Linked DNA regions of Homo sapiens: region 1 is linked to region 2. The links are chromatin loops, found by intact Hi-C in ENCODE. Cell type or tissue: PC-9. All regions are shown on one strand. Links, peaks and the distances in the headings refer to the core of each region. The heading gives the core; the rest is flanking DNA.

Evidence for each region. A loop is a pair of places that touch in the nucleus more often than their neighbours do. Peaks named below come from ENCODE experiments on the same cell type or tissue, not always from the same donor. Only the 100,000 strongest peaks of a DNase experiment are listed, where the experiment ranks them.
Region 1: a loop joins it to region 2, with 11 times the contacts of the local background. A loop is called at or near these places in 1 of 110 quality-filtered maps.

What each region holds. Positions count from the first base shown.
Region 1 is chr13:101,182,477-101,191,631 of GRCh38, reverse strand. The region is part of intron 14 of NALCN (sodium leak channel, non-selective); the gene reads left to right. Among named protein-coding and RNA genes, the nearest start is that of NALCN, 230 kb to the left of the region's middle. In PC-9, for the core only: no CTCF peak of the experiment used is centred there; no DNase peak of the experiment used is centred there.
Region 2 is chr13:101,253,108-101,264,547 of GRCh38, reverse strand. It overlaps NALCN (sodium leak channel, non-selective), which reads left to right. Exons shown (of 44, transcript NM_052867.4): 11 at 5,974-6,105. Among named protein-coding and RNA genes, the nearest start is that of NALCN, 160 kb to the left of the region's middle. RefSeq lists enhancers at 6,393-6,452, 5,783-6,982. In PC-9, for the core only: a CTCF peak has its summit at 6,083; a DNase peak (open chromatin) is centred at 6,227; H3K4me3 peaks cover 1,357 bases; H3K27ac peaks cover 2,278 bases.

The DNA.
Region 1 (9,155 bases), core at 2,455-6,454, 71 kb after region 2:
AGCATTCACACCTAGATGATCTCAGGATCAAACCGGAACTCCATTATTATTTTTTTTCTCATGTAGAGACACTGTCTTCAGTTTCACTGCATCCTCTTCACAGCTGTAATTAAACTGAAGACAGAAGCTATAGACCTCAGGGTGCAGTCAGTTAATTAGAAATCAGCACAGTGGTTTTGTGCTATGTGCGACTGGAAAAAAACACATGGAAAAAAATAAAACACATTGCTGCAAGTATTGTAAAAGCACAAGAAAACTGAATACCAAAGTCCAGTAAGAACCGACTTCTGTCACACAAGCAGATTTTTCTCTTCAATATACTTCCATTAAAAACAAAGAAAAAATGTTATGAAATGCAGCCTGTGACTTACTAAGGAATGTAATACCAAATGCTCATCTCTATGTAATAAATTTGTTCATATTTAAGAAGCAAACCTAAGTTCTAACATCACGTTAGAAGTTCCAAGTTGAGGACTCAAATGTTTCCCTTTATCAGGAATACAAGAAATAAATACAACTGCTACTATTGTTTTTGGCAATATGTCTTACAGTTACAAAATATCTTACAATATTATTGCTAATCTTTGGAACACCCGATTAGATAGTATTCCCAGTTAACAGATGATAAAACTGATACTCAGAAGAGTTTAGTAATTTATCTGATGTCACATGGAATGTAAATATGACCAGAGTGTTCCCAGGTCTGTCTGATCTAGATTTGGTCCTTAGTCTTGCAGCTAATTATTATTGCTTCCCTGGATAATGAAGTTTAAAGTTGTCTGAAAAAATGTCTTTGTCAAATCAAACTTCTGCCAAAGAATCACTCACATCAAACAAATTACATATAATCTCTAAGGTCAGTTTTAATTCTAAATATCTATGAATGAAATAAGTCCTTGATAAACTAGATATAACTTAGAAGTTGTGTTTGCTATAGACAGACAGAGGCTTTCAAAACTAAGACATGTCCACCAAAAAGTTAATGAGAATTCATTGTTACATGGTGTGAAGTCATGGGCTCAAACAGTAGAACTACATAGACATAGTTTTGGCCTTTTTATACATGGAGTTGACTTTTAAAAGTTACGCGAAAGATAGGAACATTGTGCAATAGGAATGGAAGCCTGGCTTGCAAAGCTGAATCTGGCTGTGCTGGTGTTTGCACAACACTTAGCCCTGGGGTCTTTGCATCTTCCCTTCCAGGACCTTTAAGCCTGTGCCATTTATTCATTCATCCATTCATTTACACATCATTTATGCGTTCAACTAAGTTTATTAAGCTACTTGTGTTTAAGTTACTCTAAAACTATGGAATTGCTCAGACTGTTGATTGTGGGTTAAATGCAGGATAGATTTCATTGAAATCATCTATGTCAGGGAATATCAATCTAATTATTTTATAGTAATCAACCTAATCGTTTTCCTAATAAAGCAACAAAATGGTTTACTTTCCTCACTGAAAATGTTTCACACTCAGATATATGTTTGATTCTTAAATCAGGGACACAAAAAATGAAAGCTGGAAGAAAAAACTAGCCTATTACATTATTTAGTAAAGTAATATTTTTTCAAGTGAAAATTCTACTGGGGTCACTAATATAATAAAATAAAATATTAAAACTGGTATATAGCCTTCTTGGGCAATCTAAATCTTCTTTATGGGCTAAAATATGGCATTGGTTATAGATCACTTAAAGTTCATCCAAGGACTCCTGGGGTTCACCTGAGGCTTTAGGAATCCACAGAGCACAAGATGAAAACCAATCTCTAATTCTACTCTTTCCACTTACTGATTTAAGTATCTACCCAAAACATCTGTTCTAACTTTTTTATTGCAATTTTCAAACAACAGTTATAAGTTAAAACTGAAAATTGAAATAACTTGTTCTTTTATTCACACTTTTTAAAAGTCTGTAAGGCAATTGAGAATTCAGAAGTCTACATGTTAACGAGAACAGTTTGGTAAATGTGGTGTCGTACAAGACTATGAAATTGGAAGGCAAAAATCCAGATTCAGGTTCTAGCTCTGCTGGTCACTCGATATCTGATTTCTGAAGACTCACATAACTTCCCTGATCTCTCTGTTGTTTGTATCGGAAAGTGAGGATAATAATTCACAATACACCCAGTTTCCAAGGTTGTCATGTATCTGCGAGTTAACCCTGTATTTCTGAGGATGTTTTAGAGCACCAGCACTGAGCCCCTTTAAATGTAGATAAGACGGTTTGTGCATTTAAAGCCATATATTAATAAATGTTAAATTTATATTATGTTCAGATATTTTTAATTTATGCAAGTATCATTTATTAGGGTATCATTTATGCCCCTTCCTGAATTAATTTCCATTCTTCTTCTTTCTCTCCTTCCCTATACCTCTTCTCCCAGGCAATGACTCTGATAATTTTAATATAAATTCATTTTCCAATTTTTAGAACATATTTCACTAAATTTAACATTCTGTCATTCAGTAGAAGACTCAGTTTGTGTAACACTAAAGAGAAAAACAATTAAACTATACACATAGAGGATAAGGGGCATCCCTACTTCAGAGTTTTTAAAAGGTGAAAGTAAATGTGCATCTTAAAATCAATGAAATGCAGAGGTTTCCCACACATATATGCATCCATTAAAAATATAGTATTTATGGCCAGCACGGTGGCTCACGCCTGTAATCCCAGCACTTTGGGAGGCTGAGGCAGGTGGATCACCTGAGGTCAGGAGTTAAAGATCAGCCTGGCCAACATGGTGAAACCCTATCTCTACTAAAAATACAAAATATTAGCCAGGCATGGTGGTGAGCACCTGTAAGCCCAGCTACTCAGGATACTGAGGCAGGGGAGAATCACTTGAATCTGGGAGGTGGGGGTTGCAGTGAGCCGAGATCATGCTGTTGTACCCCAGCCTGGGCAACAACAGTGAAACTCCATCTCAAAAAAATATATATATATATACACACACACAGACACACACACACACGTGTGTGTGTGTATATATGTGTATATATGTATATATGTGTGTATATATGTATATATATGTGTGTGTATATATGTATATATATGTGTGTGTATATATATGTATACATATAGTATTTTAAACTTAAGGTTACCATCTAAATACATTTTATGCCCAAAATTCTGAAGATTAATATTAAGTTTTCTTAGTTTGCAAAGCACTGCTCCAGTCAACTGATGGCCATCCCTAGGGGAGTGGTCTGGTAATACATACTTCTCTCCCTATAAGTCCATGCTGGGGCCAAGTTATACATGGTCATGTGTTTCCCTCCTTATCAATTATTTGTGGCAGCAATTTTTAGAACAAATGGTATCAAACTCAACATATATTCTGCAGTTAAATTTTTCACTGGCTATTTTTTTCTGAGATCTTTTTATCTTACTCCACATGAAGCTAATTTGGTCATTGTTATAGAGAGCCGTATGGTACTCCGCGGACTGTGAATATGCCATATTTGTTTATCAGTTCCCTTTCTGATGGCTATTTAGGCTGTTTTCCAAAGTTGTACTTTTATAATGCTGCAATACATTTATGTATCGTGCCCACTTATGTGAATTTCTCTAGGATATATGTCCAAAAGTAGAATGCTTAGATCTTAGGTACTGCCCAAATTGCTCTATACTAGGGACCTGCAAGCCCAGATACCAAATCCAGCCCACCACCTGTATTATACAACCTGTGAGCTAAAAATGGTTTCTATAATTTAGTGGTTATACAGGTACCCACAGAATATCCTCAGTATTGCCTCATGACCCTCAACGTCTAAAATGTTTACTGTCTGGACCTTTAAGAAAACACTGTGGACTCCTGCTCTATAGATAAATTGTGCTAATTTACCCTCCCAAGTGCAATAGTTGAGAATTCCTGTGTTCTTACACTCTCACTTAGACGTCACATTGTTTGACATGTGAGGTTTTGGCAATCTTATGAGTGAACACTGGTATCAATTGGGCTTGCATTTTTGCATTTCCATAATTATTAATAAGGGAGCACCTCTTACTATGTTTATTGACCATCTTTTTTGTGACTCAATTGTTTGCTTTACCTATTTTCCTAAAAACAAATTTGTCTTAACTCATTTATTGGATATTTGTTGGATATTAATCTCTTGACTATTACATGTGTTGCGAATATCCTCTCTTAGGCAGTATTTTGTCTTCCAGTTTGTCTGTGATGTCTTTTGACATTCTATATATTTTTATTTCATTTTTAGTTAACAAATAATAATTGTATATATAGTAGTCCTCCTTTGTCCCCAAGGGAAACTTTCCAAGATTCCCAGTAGATACCTGAAACCATGGATAGTACAGAACCCTATATATACTATGTGTTTTATTATACATACATAACTTTGATAAAGTTTAATTTGTAAATGAGGCATAGTAAGAAATCAACAACAATAATAACAAAATAGAACAGTTATGACAATATACTGTAATAAAAGTTATGTGAATACGCATTCTCTCTCTGTCTCCATCTCTCCTTTTCAAAATGTCTTAATATTTTCAGGCTGTGGCTGACCACAGGGAACTGAAACTACAGAAAGTGAGACAGTGGATAAGGGGGGGGCCTACTGTATTTATGGGGTACAACGTGATGTTTTGATACATGCATACATTGTGGAATGATCAAATTAGGTCAAAACTATCGGTTTTTCACTGATGGTCTGTATTTATTTTGACCTCATGCTTAAGGAATTCTTTCCCACCTGAGGTAATACAAATATTCTCCTATATCTTCTTCTAATTGTTTACAATTTTTGCTTTTCACCTTTAAGTCTTTAGCTCATCTCTACTTACTAGTTAGATATAGCATAAGCTAGATGAAATATACTGTTTAAATAAAACTCAAATCAATTTTTCTCAGATTTATATGAGAAACTGCAAGGTTTAGAATATTTATTTGATTTATCTGATTATGAAGTCTAACACAAAAAAGGTAAACTGTTCAAACTTTTAAATTTCTAAATTATTTTTTAAATGATATATAATTTAATAAAAGGAAACACTATATAACTAAATTAAAACAAAGATTATCACTTCTATACTACCCAAAAAAAGTCTAATACTGAAGTCACTTCCCCAGTTCACAAAAAATTTTGCTTAAAACATGGTCAGCAGTTGTTTCTCTTTTCCTTTGTACCCTTAGACTAACAGTTACTGTAATGGGCTTTATGAAGTGAGTTCAATTTGATTTGATACAGTTTTACTGAACCTCTACTACCACGTGCAGGTACTAACCTACGTCCTGGCCAAAGTGGGAAAGAGCTTAATTCATGTCCTCTTAGGGGCTACAAATAATTGGAAATTAGCAATAACGAACACAGACAGGCTAACCAACAAACAAATAAAACCAGTGGTTCCAAGGCCTAAAGATGCAAATGGTAAGAGAGGCATGTGTACATTGCTACTTGCTATGTGATCAATAAACATCTGCTTCCCAGTTGTTCCCAATCTGCCTTATGAGAAATATCAAAAGTAGTGGCAGTGAAACAGCTGGAGATAGTCTGTGGGCTAACATATAAACACATGCGTGAGGGTGACAGGTCTGTGTTACACACACATTGCATGCCCCTAAAAACTAAACTTCACAAGTTAAAATATTCCATAAGCCTGTCTTCAGAGCTGAACTTACCTTAAAATGAGCATTTTTGTTTAATTGTATGTTTCCTTTTACAAAATGCTACAACGCATTTTAACCCAAATGGGTGAGAAGGGAAAAAAAAAGTAGTCTGTGTAAACATACAAGCTCTGATGTGTCTTTTGTTCACACCGAACAGTGGTGCCATACAACTTGATGAGTTCCTGATTTAGTCTTCCCAGGGACAGGCATGTGCCAAGCAGCGAAAAATAAAATGTGTGGTTGCAGCTTGTTCTGGAATAAAGAACAGCAGGCTATTTCATCACCCCTGGGGGCACCAATTTTCAGCCCACAATGAAAATCAAGCTGAAGTATATAGCAAATGCATATTCATAACCTCCATGTATTGTCCCTTTCAAACATCTCTCTCTTCCGCCAGGTATGTATTCTGTATTTCTGTCCTGACTGATTGCAGTTTATTGAATGCTTGTTAAATTCATCTTTTTCCCCATCTTTGCCAATGATTTGGGGATAGGGACTATGGAAGACCTAACAAGTTGAAAGACTCCATTTTTCCTGCAATGTTTTTCTGTCTATTACTGTTTCAAAGGAAAGCCCTGTGATGTGAATACTGAAAAGAAAGAAAATGTAATTAAGCGTTCATTGTGGGTAGTCTTTTTGTTACCTTTGAAGTGCTGAAATTAACACAGCAATCTCTTGATTTTGCCTCGGTAGTGGCAGCTTGCTGAGAATAGTCATATTTTGCTGACACAAATGGGCATTCCAAAGTGTAAATTAAATAACTTGATTGTATAGAATTCATTTAAAAGTGCATCTGTGTTGAACGTATCCCATTTTACACTGCGCTGATTACATTTGACTTTTTGTTGACCCATATAAAAAGTGAAATTGTTTCATACCACAGGCGGCAAGACAGCTTAGGATAGGGTGATTATAAATGGTAAACAGGAAAAGAAAAACACAAGAGTGTGGGACATTGATTCCTGCTGTGTTTCTAGTGTATATTTCAAAATAATTTAAAGATAAGAAATTATTAATAAAGTTCACAGCAAAGAAGAAAATAAGATTAAAGGTGAAATTTCAGCTAAAGGGACATCTTTAAGCTATATAAAAGGAAAAAAATCATAAAATTAAACTTTATAAAAAGAAAGAAAACTGAAAAGGGAAAGCTATATAGGGTAAGGTCATGGCTATCTGCAGAGTCAGAGAGAATGTAAAATAGGATATGTTGCTGCAGGGAGAGAAATTTTCAACCAGAAAATCCATTGTGAATGACAAGGCTGCCCTCTTGCAAAAATAAATCATACTTTTCAGCTGTTTGAATCATGCTAATCCAAAAGTCTTATTCCGAGGGAATGAGAACTACATTATGTTGGACAAAATGATCTGCATCACAACAAAATTGGAAGAAATAATTATACTTGCAAATGCAACTATTTCAGTAATTTATTGAATTTGACTGAAATTTATTGTAGTTAAATAGAAAAAAAATAAATATATCTGTGGTCACATGTATAAAACTTAAACAGAGCAAATAACTACCACAGCATTAACTGAGGTGAATCTGGGCTGTTTCAGAGGAGAAAAAGGAAGAGGAGGTATTAGAGAAAGAGGAGCGTCATAAAGAATATTAGAGAAATCAAACGCCTGTGAGACCCTGGTCCAGGTACCAGTTTGAACCTGGAAAATTACGCTTTTGAAATCCACTAAGCTGAAAGGTCAAAATCCTATTATATCATTCATAAATATTCTGAGAGAGACTTCCCAGACTTCAGCAGGCCTGATAATGTGGCATTTTCCACACTGAATGCATTGTCAATGCTAAACATACCTTAGCAATGGGCATTATAATCTGAGGGAAATAAAGAATTAGATATCTGAAATACATTGTTATTCTCCACTTTTTCATTGACATCACTGATTCATAATGTATCAATATCGGTCATAAAATTAAAAAGTGGATACATACATCAGCTGTATATTACACAGTAGGACAAATGCTGTGTTGCATATTAATATGATCAAACGCTATAGACCTGTTAAAAGTGCCAAATAGTAAATGCATGAAAAAATAGATATTTGGCTTTCTTTTTTACAGCATTGTACAAACTAAACACCACTGTGTTGAAAGCATACATGTACTTAGCAGGGTTCAAGAGGAGATGAAAGGTGGTGTCATTAGCCTTTTTCCCCTGAAATTATATCATTAAAAAAAAATAGGGACATAGTATATCCTGCTGCAGTATAAATTGAAATATCGGGCCAGGCGTGGTGGCTCCCCCTATAATCCCAGCACTTTGGGAGGCCGAGGCGGGTGGATCACCTGAGGTCGGGAATTCCAGACCAGCCTGATCAACATGGTAAAACCCTGTGTCTACTAAACACACAAAAATTAGCCTGGTGTGGTGGCAGGCACCTAAAATCCCAGCTACTTCGGAGGCTGAAGCAGGAGAACCACTTGAACCCGGGAGGTAGAGGTTGCAGTGAGCTGAGATCGCACCACTGCACTCCAGCCTGGGGGACAGAGAGAGACTCTGCCTCAATCAATCAATCAATCACTCAATAGAAATATCACATAAATCTAAATATTAAGAAATAAATAATGCAAAGCAAATTAGTTGCATAATTTAGAACAGTCAAAACACAAAGGTAAAAGTGTTTTATACATATGATGACACTCCTGTGATTTAATGTGGCAAGTCCCTGTAAAATTCCTTTATTACATCAATACCGTTTTAATATGAACCTGTAAATCACATTTAGTGGCTATAGAAAAACCTTTTGGCACAGCAACATGTGGTAGTGTAGGTAAACATTAGCTGAAGGTAATATGCAGACATCGCTGTAATGGGTTCTGATTACTAATGAGCATTACCTCAGCTTTCTGTAAAAACAGAATAAATGAGAACACTCAGAGAACTGAAAAATGGTTCTTCCTTTCAGAATGAGGGCTTGTCACCCACTCCCATGACTTTCCATACCATGTGTTGGCAAGTGTCTGACACCCAGGTCGACCTGCTCTTTCAGTCCAAATCCACATTGCACTGGGTTTGTAGGAAAATACTGTATCATTGATAACATAAATTAAATATGATGGACACCAAGCTGCCATTCTTCCTTCACTTCTACCCTTTATCGCAGTGCTTATTGTCACCTTATTAGAGTCTGTGAGAAAAGAACCGCAAAGTCATTCTCACCTCCTGGCAATCAGCTACAGACTCACCCTGCACCTCCTGAATCTTCTGTTTCCATTGCAAAGACACAGCCAAAGCCTTGGGTCAGACTTCAGTCATCTCTCACCCGGAGTGCCAGTTGCCACCTTATCACAGTGCCCTACATGCCAGGGACAGTTTGATGAGGATCAATCTGAAAGTCCACATTCAAATAGGGCTTCAGCGGAAACCCAAGCCCCCTACCACACACATACATCTTGAACCAGTTTCTGTTTTGTAAGTTTGTGCTTTTGTCATGCCACTGTCAAATTAATTGAAAAATGATGCCTAAACAAAGATATTTGCTGAATAAAATTAGGTTTATGCTAC
Region 2 (11,440 bases), core at 3,948-7,947:
CTGAGATCCTGCATTCTTAATAATTGCTTCCAGGTTGCTGCTGGTCCAGGGACCACACTTTGAGTAACAATGCTCATTCCTGACAGATAATGCTGCCTTGGGGATTAATCTAGTATAGACTCTTTGTATTTTGAAAATTCCAGCTGTCATATACACAGATAAGTAATTTTTGGATCAAAGCCAAACTAAAAACATATCCAAAACTCCTCTGCTTTTAAAAAATGTAAACCAAAATGACATTGCAATTAAAGGAAACTTTAAAAAATCAAATGTGTATGTGGAGTCTGAAGGACCTTATATTAAAATATATAAATAAAAAAGAATATGCACACACATATGTGAATCCACATATGTATGTACTCACATACACATATACTAGAGATGTATGTGTTCATCTGTCTACATAGATAGGTAGAGGGATAGATCATGCATCCATATTAAATAATGCAATTGTGAAGACCTCAAGTCATATAATATTTTGTGGTACTGACTCAGCTTTAACATTTTCCTTTATATTAATTTTTATTAGAAAATAAAAAATTGAAAAGTATAAATTTGGACTTTCCTGTAGATACAAGGATGAATCTAAATGTAATGTCATCAGCCTTTTTACATTAAAGAAACTGATAGCCAGTTTCAAGCACTGGCTGAAGTGAATTGAGTTGAAGTGGGCCATGCCACTAGCTCTAACTTTAAAGCTGGAGTTACTGATTTTAATATTTAAATGTAGGTACTGCACATATTTATCACCTTAATTCTTATTTAATATTTGAAAGTTACTGCTTTGGAGAAAGTCAGCTAAGCAATGGTGATTATAGTGTATCAAAATCCATTGTAAGTGATTATTTTAATAACTCTGAACCAACAGGGACATGTAGACATTCAGACAAAAAACAACCTAATTATAATGACAGCACCAAAGTGAAGCTGTGACAGTTACAAAACCAATTTAAAAGTTTCCTGACAGCCATGGCTAAAAGCTTTGTTTGGATCTTTCAGTAATAACAGTTTACTTAAGACATAAATCCACAGCTAAGGAAAATAGAAAAAGAAAGTTGTGGCTTTTCTGCCATGCAGATGAAATGGAAATCAGCAGAAATATTTCTAATAGAACATTATGCTGAAAGGAGTATAGAAAAGGAATAATAGTAATGGAATTTAACTCTCACAATGCAAGAAAGACTAAATAACAATAAAAATTTTAATGAGCATAGAAATGTGCCAGATGATTTGCCTATCTGTGTTATGAAGGTCAGTCATTTCTGCAAGTAAATTGATGTGCATATAAACATGTTGATTGGCAGCTCTGGAATTTGATTTTTGTATTACCTGTAAAATAAAGTCAAAGGGAAACGGATATGCATCAATAGCCACGGTGACAGGAAGCCTTAATAAAAGTCTACTTTCCCGATGTCACTGGCATGTCTCAAATTATTAGATCCTTATCAATGTTACTTACCTCACTAGACTATGGGCTGAGTCTGATATGCAACATAATTAATTCTTCAACCTCGGGTAATTAATTTCTCATTCCCGAACAGAAAAATGCTTGATTCACAAAATTGCATTCCTTTTTTCTGTAAACCTTTGTAGAATATTTGTAAGTGTAATCACTGTTCTAAGCCCTTTACATATATTGACTCATTTAAAATTAATAACAAGTCTTTGGAGTAGGTACTATTTTCTCCACTTTATCAATGAGAAAACAGAGGTTTAAGTAACTCCCCTGGGGCCACAGTGCCAGTAAGTGGTGGAGTTACGGCTCCAGGCAGTTTGGCCCAGAGCACCTGATGTAGGATAAGGAAGACCCCATGAAACACATACATAGAGTCATGGAGACATTGGCAGTGCTCAGAAGAGGCAGTTCTTGTTCTCTTACCCCATTTTAGTAATAACAGTTTGCTTAAGACATAAATCCACAGCTAAGGAAAATAGCTCTTTGAGCTGCAAGGACTAAAGGATTCTCAGGTCAGACCAGACAGTAAGGGCATGTGTTAATAAATACCCAGAAGAAATGAAACCTCAGAAAGAGGATGTGTGGTGGCGCTAGTCCCTGGGCAGATGTGGCTCAGTGGTGTGTTGTTTGTGCTCAGTTCCTTTCCATAGGTCTGCTTCTCTCTCCTCTTTCTGCTGCCCAGGGCCTTCAGCCTCCACTCTCTCCATTTAAGTATTCTCTACCCCACAGTGGGCAGCGGGCCCCAGAATGGACTTTAAATAGACTAGGGTAAAATGACTTAGTCTCTCTGAACTGTGTGAAATGTGAGTAATATATCTCACCATATAGAGCTATGGTGGATATTAAAGTAGATAAAACAAATAACATTTGAATAATGTGGATTATGACCAAGTCGGATTTATCCCTGGGATACAAGGATGATTCAACATATGCAAATAAATGAATGTGATACATCCTATCAACAGAATGAAGGATAAAAGCTATATGATCATTTCAATTCATGCTAAAAAAGCATTTGGCAAAATTCAACATCTCTTCATGGTAAAACCCCTCAGCAAAACTGGGGATAGAAGGAACATACATCAACATAATAAAAGCTATATATGACAGACCCACAGCTAGTATCATACTGAATGGGGAAAATCTGAAAAGCCTTTCCTCTAATACCTGCAACATGACAAGGATGCCCACTATCACCTCTGTTATTCAACATAGTACTGGAAGTCCCAGCTAGAAAAATAGGACAAGAGAAAGATTAAAGGGCATCCAAATTGGAACGGAAGAAGTCAAATTATCCTTGTTTGCAGATGATATGATCTTATATTTGGAAAAACCTAAAGACTCCACAAGGAAACTATAAGAACTGATGAACAAACCTAGTAATGTTGCAGGATACAAAATCAACATACAAAAATTAGTAGCATTTCTATAAGCCAACAGCAAACAGTGTGAAAAAGAAATCAAGAAAGTAATCCCATTTACGGTAGCTACAAATAAAATAAAATTCCTTGCAATTAACCAAAAAATTGAAGGATCTCCATAATGAACACTATCAAACAGTGATGAAAGAAATCGAAGAGGACACCAAAAATGGAAAAATATTCCATATTCATGGATTGGAAGAATCAATATTGTTAAAATGTTCATACTACCCAAAGCAGTCTACAGATGCAATTGAATCCTTATCAAAATACCAATGATATTCTTCACAGAAATAGAAAAAAATTCTAAAATTATATGAAACCACAGAAGAGCCAAATCTATCCTAAACAAATTGAACAAAGCTGGGGGAATCACATTACCTGACTTCAATTTATAATTCAAAGCTACAGTAATCAAAACGCCGTGGTACTGCCATAAAAACAGACACATAGACCAACGAAACAGAATAGAGAACCCAGAAGGAAATCCACACACCTACAGTGAACTCATTTTTAACAAAGGTGCCAAGAACATACACTGGGGAAAAGAGAGTTCCTTCAATAAATGGTCCTGGACATCCATATGCAGAAGAATGAAACTAACCCCTATCTCTGTAAGGTACAAAAATCACATCAAAATGGATTAAAGACTTAAAGCTATGACCTCAAACTATGAAATTACTACAAGAAAACACTGGGGAAAATCTCCAGGACATTGGACTGGGCAAAGATTTTATGAGCAATACCCCCATAAGCACCGGCAACCAAAGCAAAAATGGACAAATGGGATTACATCAAGTTACAAAGCTTCTGCACAGCAAAAGATACAATTAACAAAGTGAAGAGACAACACACAGAATTAGAGAAAATATTTGCAAACTACCCCTCTGACAAAGGATTAATAACCAGAATATATAAGGACCTGAAACAACTCTATAGGAAAAATCTAATAATCTGATCAAAAAATGGGCAAAAGATTTGAATAGACATTTCTCAAAAGAAGACATACAAATGACACAAACAGGCATATGAAAAGGTGTTCAACATCATTGATCATCAGAGAAATGCAAATGAAAACTACAATGAGACATCATATCACCCCAGTTAAAATGGTTTATATTCAAAAGTCAGGCAATAATAAATGCTGGTGAGGATGCGAAGAAAAGGGAACCCTTCTACACTGTTGGTGGGAAGGTAAATTAGTACAATCACTATGGAGAACAGTTTGAACATTCCTCAAAAAACTAAAAATTGAGCTGCTGTAATTTAGCAATCCCACTGCTGGGCATATACCCAAAAGAAAGGAAATAAGTATATCTAAGAGAAATCTTCACTCCCATGTTTGCTGCAGCACTGTTTGCAATAAGATTTGGAAGCAACCTAAGTGTCCATCAACAGACGAATAGATAAAGAAAATACAGTACATATGCGTAATGGAGCACTATTCAACCATAGTAAAGAACAAGATCCAGTCATTTGTAACAACATGGATGGAACTGGAGATCATTATGTTAAGCGAAATAAGCCAGGCACAGAAAGACAAACATCACATGTTCTCACTTATTTGTGGGATCACAAAATCAAGATAATCAAACTCATGGACATAGAGAGTAGAGATTGGTTGCCAGAGGCTGAGATGGGTACTGGGGGGACGGGGGGAGGCAGGGATGGTTAATGGGAACAAAAAAAATAGAAAGAATAGATAAGACCTACTATTTGCTAGCATAATACAGTGACTGCAGTCAATAATAATAACTGTACATTTTAAAATAACTTAAAGAGTGTAACATAATCATTTGTAACTCAAAGGATACCCCATTCTCCATGATATGCTTATTCCCCATTGCATGCCTGTATCAAAACATCTTGTGTACTCCATAAATATATATGTGTATATATATATATTTATGTGTGTGTGTATATATATATATATATATACACTTACTATGTACCCACAAATATTTTTAATGTGAATAATATGGCCTGGAACATAGTAACCGTTTAATACATGATAACCTTTATAATAATACTCATTATGGCCAGGCATGGTGGCTCATGCCTGTAATCCCAACACTTTGGGAGGCCGAGGCGGGCGGATCATGAGGTCAGAAGATCGAGACCATCCTGGCTAACGTGGTGAAACCCTGTCTCTACTAAAAATACAAAAAAATTAGCCAGACGTGGTGGCGGGCGCCTGTAGTCCCAGCTACTCGGGAGGCTGAAGCCGGAGAATGACGTGAATCCAGGAAGCAGAGCTTGCAGTGAGCCAAGATCACGCCACTGCACTCTAGCCTGGGCGAGAGAGCGAGACTCTTTCTCAAAATAATAATAATAATAATAAATAATACTCATTATTTTTTAATGTTTAATTATCTTTATCTTAATGTAGGCAGTAGACTTGGACCAGACTTGGGTTCCAGTATTGAGTCCATCTTCAATCCCTGTTTGACAGTGGGAAAGTTACTTAACCTCTTTGAGCCTCAGTTTCCTTATTAGAATAGGTTCCTAGGGCTGTTATGAGTTAATTTATGTAAAGCACCTAGAAAAACTCCAGGTAGAGAGCAAGTATGATGTACATGTCACTTACTAGAAGTTGTAGTAAAATTTTCAACAAATATTTATGGAAGTAATAAGTAAAAAATAAATCTCAGGTTTCTCTTACTTTTCCAGTTGTATAATAATCATCTCTAAAATATTTTCATCTGCAGTATTCTCCCTAAACACAGAATAAAGAAATACTTGTTTTGTGTTACTAGCTTTTTAAAAGCCATTTATCCATACAGTCAGAATTAAGGATAAATACTACCCAACCAACCAATTAAAAATTAAGATGCAAGCCATACACAAATGATATATGTTTTCCATTTTTAGTCAAAAGTCTCTGAAACCATCTTCCTAGTCACTGTTTAGCTGCCTGAAAGAAAGGTTCCCTTGCCTGCCCAGTTCAGCAGTGTGGGACATGGATGGCTTTATCTTGGAAGCCCTGTTTTGCATAGCAGCACATCACAAAGGTGCTGTCAGCCAAGGACTAAGTCAATTACACTTAATCATGAGGTTTATTTCTTTGTTAAGAGTCTGTCTGTTTCGCCCCCTCAGAAAATGATGCGGTCATCCGTTTTCCACATGTTCATCCTGAGCATGGTGACCGTGGACGTGATCGTGGCGGCTAGCAACTACTACAAAGGAGAAAACTTCAGGAGGCAGTACGACGAGTTCTACCTGGCGGAGGTAAGCAGCTCTCCACCGTGCAGATCGCTGGGCAAGGAGCAGGTGAACCGCGGACAGTGCCTCTTAGAGATGCAAAAGTGAAGTGTAGCCTGTTCATTACTTGACTTTCACCAAAGCTGAATCATTGTCTGCTTCTTAAGTGGTTCCTCTGGTCACAGTGTGGCCTGATTCATTTCCTGTCACCGCGGGCCTGAGTCATCTTCCTCACAGTATGTCACGTTGCCAGGGTAACCCTTTTCCCCTGGGTCTTACTCTAGAATCTTGCTGTTTTCCTATCCACCTCTTATTATCTCTCCCTTTCTCAGCGTACATTAGTTTGTTTCCTACTAAGTACAAGCAGGCACAGATTCAGAAGATCATAAATAAGCTGGTCAGCTCAGCAATACGTAGAAGAGGGCTGGAAGGACATATAGAGAGATGGTAATGATAAATTACTCCTCTAGAAACGGGTGTTACAACCTACATTAAAGACACCAATTAAAGGTAGGTTTCATGATTAAATAAGCATCTCCCTAGCACTCTACATATCATATTACAGTTTTGGAATAGTACTTCCTATTGATAAGGTAATTTTGTTAATACCTGATTCTTAAAATATTTTAATTTTTATTTCTTTCAATAAGCATTTTGCATTTATATTAAAGCATTTTAATAATTTTCCAAGATCTTTGTTTTTTTAATGTAAAAACTTACCTAAAATATATCTCAGAATTCAATGGTTACATATTTACAAAAAAATTGATTGACAACGTAGAAACCCATTCATTGTGTGAGTGAGGTATACATACACAGTTGTACAACGCTTCAATAAATCCAACCTATGAAAAAGTAAACTGAAAAGACAGAAAAAAGTCACAATTTTATTATTTTTACCAAAGCATTTTTCACATAAAAAAAATCAATTTGCCATATAATTAAGTGTTATTACATTCCTAGAATTCTCTCAGTACATTTAAAAATTGATTTGGTTAATAAAAATTTAGTCTACCCACGCACAAGCTTTTCTGAAAAAGAATTGATTGCATGTACCTAACGAGCATAGACATCTACGTGGATATCAAGAAACTTTTAAGTAGTCGCTTCTGAATTCTCCTCTTCATGGAAGTATGTCTCCTGAAACAAAATACCGTTAATACAAAACTTTTACTGGGCTACAGTCTCTGTGATGCAACATTTGCCCAATGGCCACCTGGTATATGGAGCTTACAATCTAGCAAAAAAAAAAAAAAAAAACAATAAACAATAAGAGTTTTGTGCTATGGAGAACTAATGACAGGGGCTGATGAAGAAATTATATCCAGCCCAGCCTCTGAAAAATAGGTATAATTTTGCTGAAAATCCAGCACACGATGAATGGATTGTCAATAAAAGCAGAGAGAAGGTCGGGTATGGTGGCTTACGCCCGTAATCCCAGAACTTTGGGAGGCCAAGGCGGGTGGATCACGAGGTCAGGAGTTCGAGACAAGCCTGGCCAACATGGTGAAACCCCATCTATACTAAAAATACAAAAAATTAGCTGGGTGTAGTGTCGGGCACCTGTAATCCCAGCTACTCTGGAGGCTGAGGCAGGAGAATCACTTGAACCTGGGAGGCGGAGGTTGCAGTGAGCCAAGAGCGCACCACTGAATTCCAGCCAGGGTGACAGAGTGAGACTCCATCTCAAAAAAAAAAAAAAAAGCAGAAAGAAGCCTAGACTGATACTAATATTTGCAGGTAAATTTCTAACACAGGGAAAGAACAATGAAGGAAGCCTCATCAAGTTATTTCTGTTTTTCCCAGGAAGTAGGAAGCAAGGTCTGCATCCAGCCAGATGATGAGACAGTGAAGTGGGAAGTTGGCAAAGAAAGGGGAGAGGGAAGAGGTGCCTGGGGTTAGGCAAAAAATTAACAATACAGCAAATGCAACATTAAAGATCCATTTAGGACTATGGATTTACAGTGATACCAATTCAGATAGCTCTGCGACTTTTTAGCCCTGTATAAGAAGAGGGAAAAGCAACATTTAAATCAATCCACCTTTAGGGATTTTTTTCAGGTTAGGGGAACTGAGAAACAAGGGGAAAAGATGGATTGCTGGCAAAGGAGTTGAAATGATGACCCTGTGGTTTCTGTTGGATGTGGAAATGGGAGGAGAATGGAGGAGTGAAGGTGAAGGATCAATGGTCTCTATATGGTTAAAGGACGGGTACCACCAAAGTGATGGAATAATAGAACCAGAAGAGGTTATGATCAGAGAGTGGAGTCCAGGATTTTACAATTCCAGGGTAATTCTAAGTAATGAAATATAAAATCTAGGGTGTCACGTGAATGTGGGTGGCTTAAACATATTGATGGAGTCAAGGCAGAAATGGAAACGACTGTTGAAGCTAAGGCGCTGGCTGAGTCTTCACATGGACATTGAAGTCACTCAGAGTGAGGCCAGTTCTTGGAGAGAAGAGTGGAGTCAGGGAGCAAAGTCACGGGGAATGAGCGAGTGACTGATGAACAGATTGACAGAAGGACAGAAGACAGCTACAGGGAGAGTGGGTGACAGCATGGTTTAACCTCATGGAATACGTTGCAAAGGAGTATCAAGGAGTAATGGATGGGCACCTCTTCCTCGTCTACATGTTCTACTAGAAAGGGCTGGAAAGGGCTGCAGGGGTAACTCATGTATTTGAGAGAGAATCAGTTGAGGCACAGACAGAAAGTAGATTCTGGGAACAGAGATTGATAATGTAGAGGACATTATTTAACGTAGGAGAGACTCAAAGATTAGTTCAAGGCTCTGAGGAGGGAGAAGTGGGAAGATCGATGAGACAGAAGAATGATACAAGAGTAATAGCATCAGTAGGTAAAGATTTGCTGGCAAAAATGCCAGGAAACAAAAGCAGAAATGACCACAAGAGATTACAGTTATGCTTATCTCTCTGGGAGGAGGAATCTGCATCTGCTCCTGAGGGAATCTTGACATTAGAGATTACAGTAACATTGCTTTTGTGATCTAGCACAGGGTGGGCAGGTGGTCACACTAAATCAGTCCTGGAGCATAAGTGAATAGGCCCTCCACACTGGCAACAGCAGGGAAGGGAATTCTTTAGTAAATTTTACCTAACTTTTTCATGTACAGAATTGATCCTTTCCTAATGTGTTTATGTATGGTAGATGATTTATCCTCATACCTTAAGAAATTCCAACAAAATGTCAAATAATTGAATGTTGTAGAGTTGACTGGTTACTATTTAAGTGTATTGTAGAGTCCAGGGGTAGTTGGTAAATCCTTGTCTTTTTTCTTTTTTATATAATATTAAAAATAAAAACAACCTCAACAACAGACAGACAGGATTGGATGGTGGAATTCAGTATATATTATGTGTCCAATAATTGTTGTCCCCTGACAATAATAATAAGAAAGGGTGTGGGAGGAAACTTTGAGAGGTGGTGGATATGTCAATGGCATTGATGGTAATGGTTTCACAGGGGTACACTTATTCCCAAGTTCATCACATTGGTACATTACATGAATGCAGCTTTTAACATGTCATTCATTCTTTTTTTTTTTTTTTTTTTTTTTGAGACAGAGTCTCGCTCTGTCGCCCAGGCTGGAGTGCAGTGGCGGGATCTCGGCTCACTGCAAGCTCCGCCTCCCGGGTTCACGCCATTCTCCTGCCTCAGCCTCCCAAGTAGCTGGGACTACAGGCGCCCGCCACTACGCCCGGCTAATTTTTTGTATTTTTAGTAGAGACGGGGTTTCACCGTTTTAGCCGGGATGGTCTCGATCTCCTGACCTCGTGATCCGCCCGCCTCGGCCTCCCAAAGTGCTGGGATTACAGGCGTGAGCCACCGCGCCCGGCCACATGTCATTCATTCTTAACAAAGCGGCAAATCAGTTAACCAGCTAAAAACTAACTTGAAATCCTGGAAAAATAAATAAATAAATAAACTAGGTAGTGGTGATTTTGTTGACTTAAACAACCAGATAGACCCCATCAGTGTACTCTTGAACTACTTAAGCATTCTGAATTTGTTCCACTCTAGGTTTTGGGGTTTTTTTGTTGTTGTTTTTGTCTCCTTTTTTTTTTTTTTTTTTTTTTGAGACAGTCCCACTCTGTTGCTCAGGCTAGAGTGCAGTGGCACCATCTCGGCTCCCTGCAACCTCTGCCTCCCAAGTTCCAGTGGTTCTCTTGCCTTAGCATCCCAAGAAGCTGGGATAACAGGCACACCCAGCTAATTTTTGTATTTCTAGTAGAGATGGGGTTTCGCCATGTTAGCCAGGCTGGTCTCAAACTCCTGGGCTCGAGCGATCCATCCATCTTGACCTCCCAGAGTGCTGGAATTACAGGCGTGAGCCATCACTCCTGGCCGTTCCACTCTGTTTTTGATTTTGTGTGTTTGACTTTCCCCAAGTATGTTTCGTTTTTATTCAGATTACATTGCCATTTCTCTTTGTATCAGAAACTTATACATGAGACAAAGTGATTTGTTTCAAATGAATGTGAAAAAGTCACTTTAATTAAACTTACTTTTTCATAATATATTCTATTTTTATAAAGTTTATAAAGATGTCTTGAGTTTAGGCCAGGGTTTGGCAAACTCTTTCTTGCAGACCCAGATAGTAAACATTTTGCCTTTTGTAGACCACCCTCTCTCTGTCTCAACTACTCAACTCTGAAATTGTACAAAAGTGAGTGTGTCTCAGAATGGTTGTTTTCCAATAAAACTTTATTTACAAAAATGGATCTTGGTTTAAGCTATAGAAACAGAGAGCAATGTCAAATAATTGAATATTGGATTATATTCAATTATTTAAAATACAAATAAATAATAACATTTTGTGTTAAAGTCAAATATTTTAATACTGACAACAATAAAGCTATGATTTTTGGGGGGCCCATTATGTTCTAAGTGCTTTAAAAGAATTCATTGTCTCATTTAATTCTCAAAATAGTTATAATAACAGCAATTCAAGTTTATAGACTATAATGATGCAGTATGTAAGGCAATAGCATTATGTAATATTTTGAAAAGTTTATTTTAAAAATGGATCACAACAGGTCATGAGCTTTTAAAGAAGTTATTTTTTAAGTTCCCACATATTCCAGAATAAATTATTTAGAAAATCTAAAATAAAGCACTTTACCCATTAAGAGCCAACTCACAGTCTAAAAATCACCCTTTAAGAATAAATTAAGATACTTAGCTTCTGTTGTGAAGCTGGGGACTTGTTTTGTTACTTTGGATTAATTAACCTACATTTAGAATTAGTTAAGAAACAGGAAACAGTTTACCTCTTTTGTAGCCTATGCATAAACAGAAAAAGGTAAAGTTTATTTTCCTCTGTAAGAATTTTAACTTTT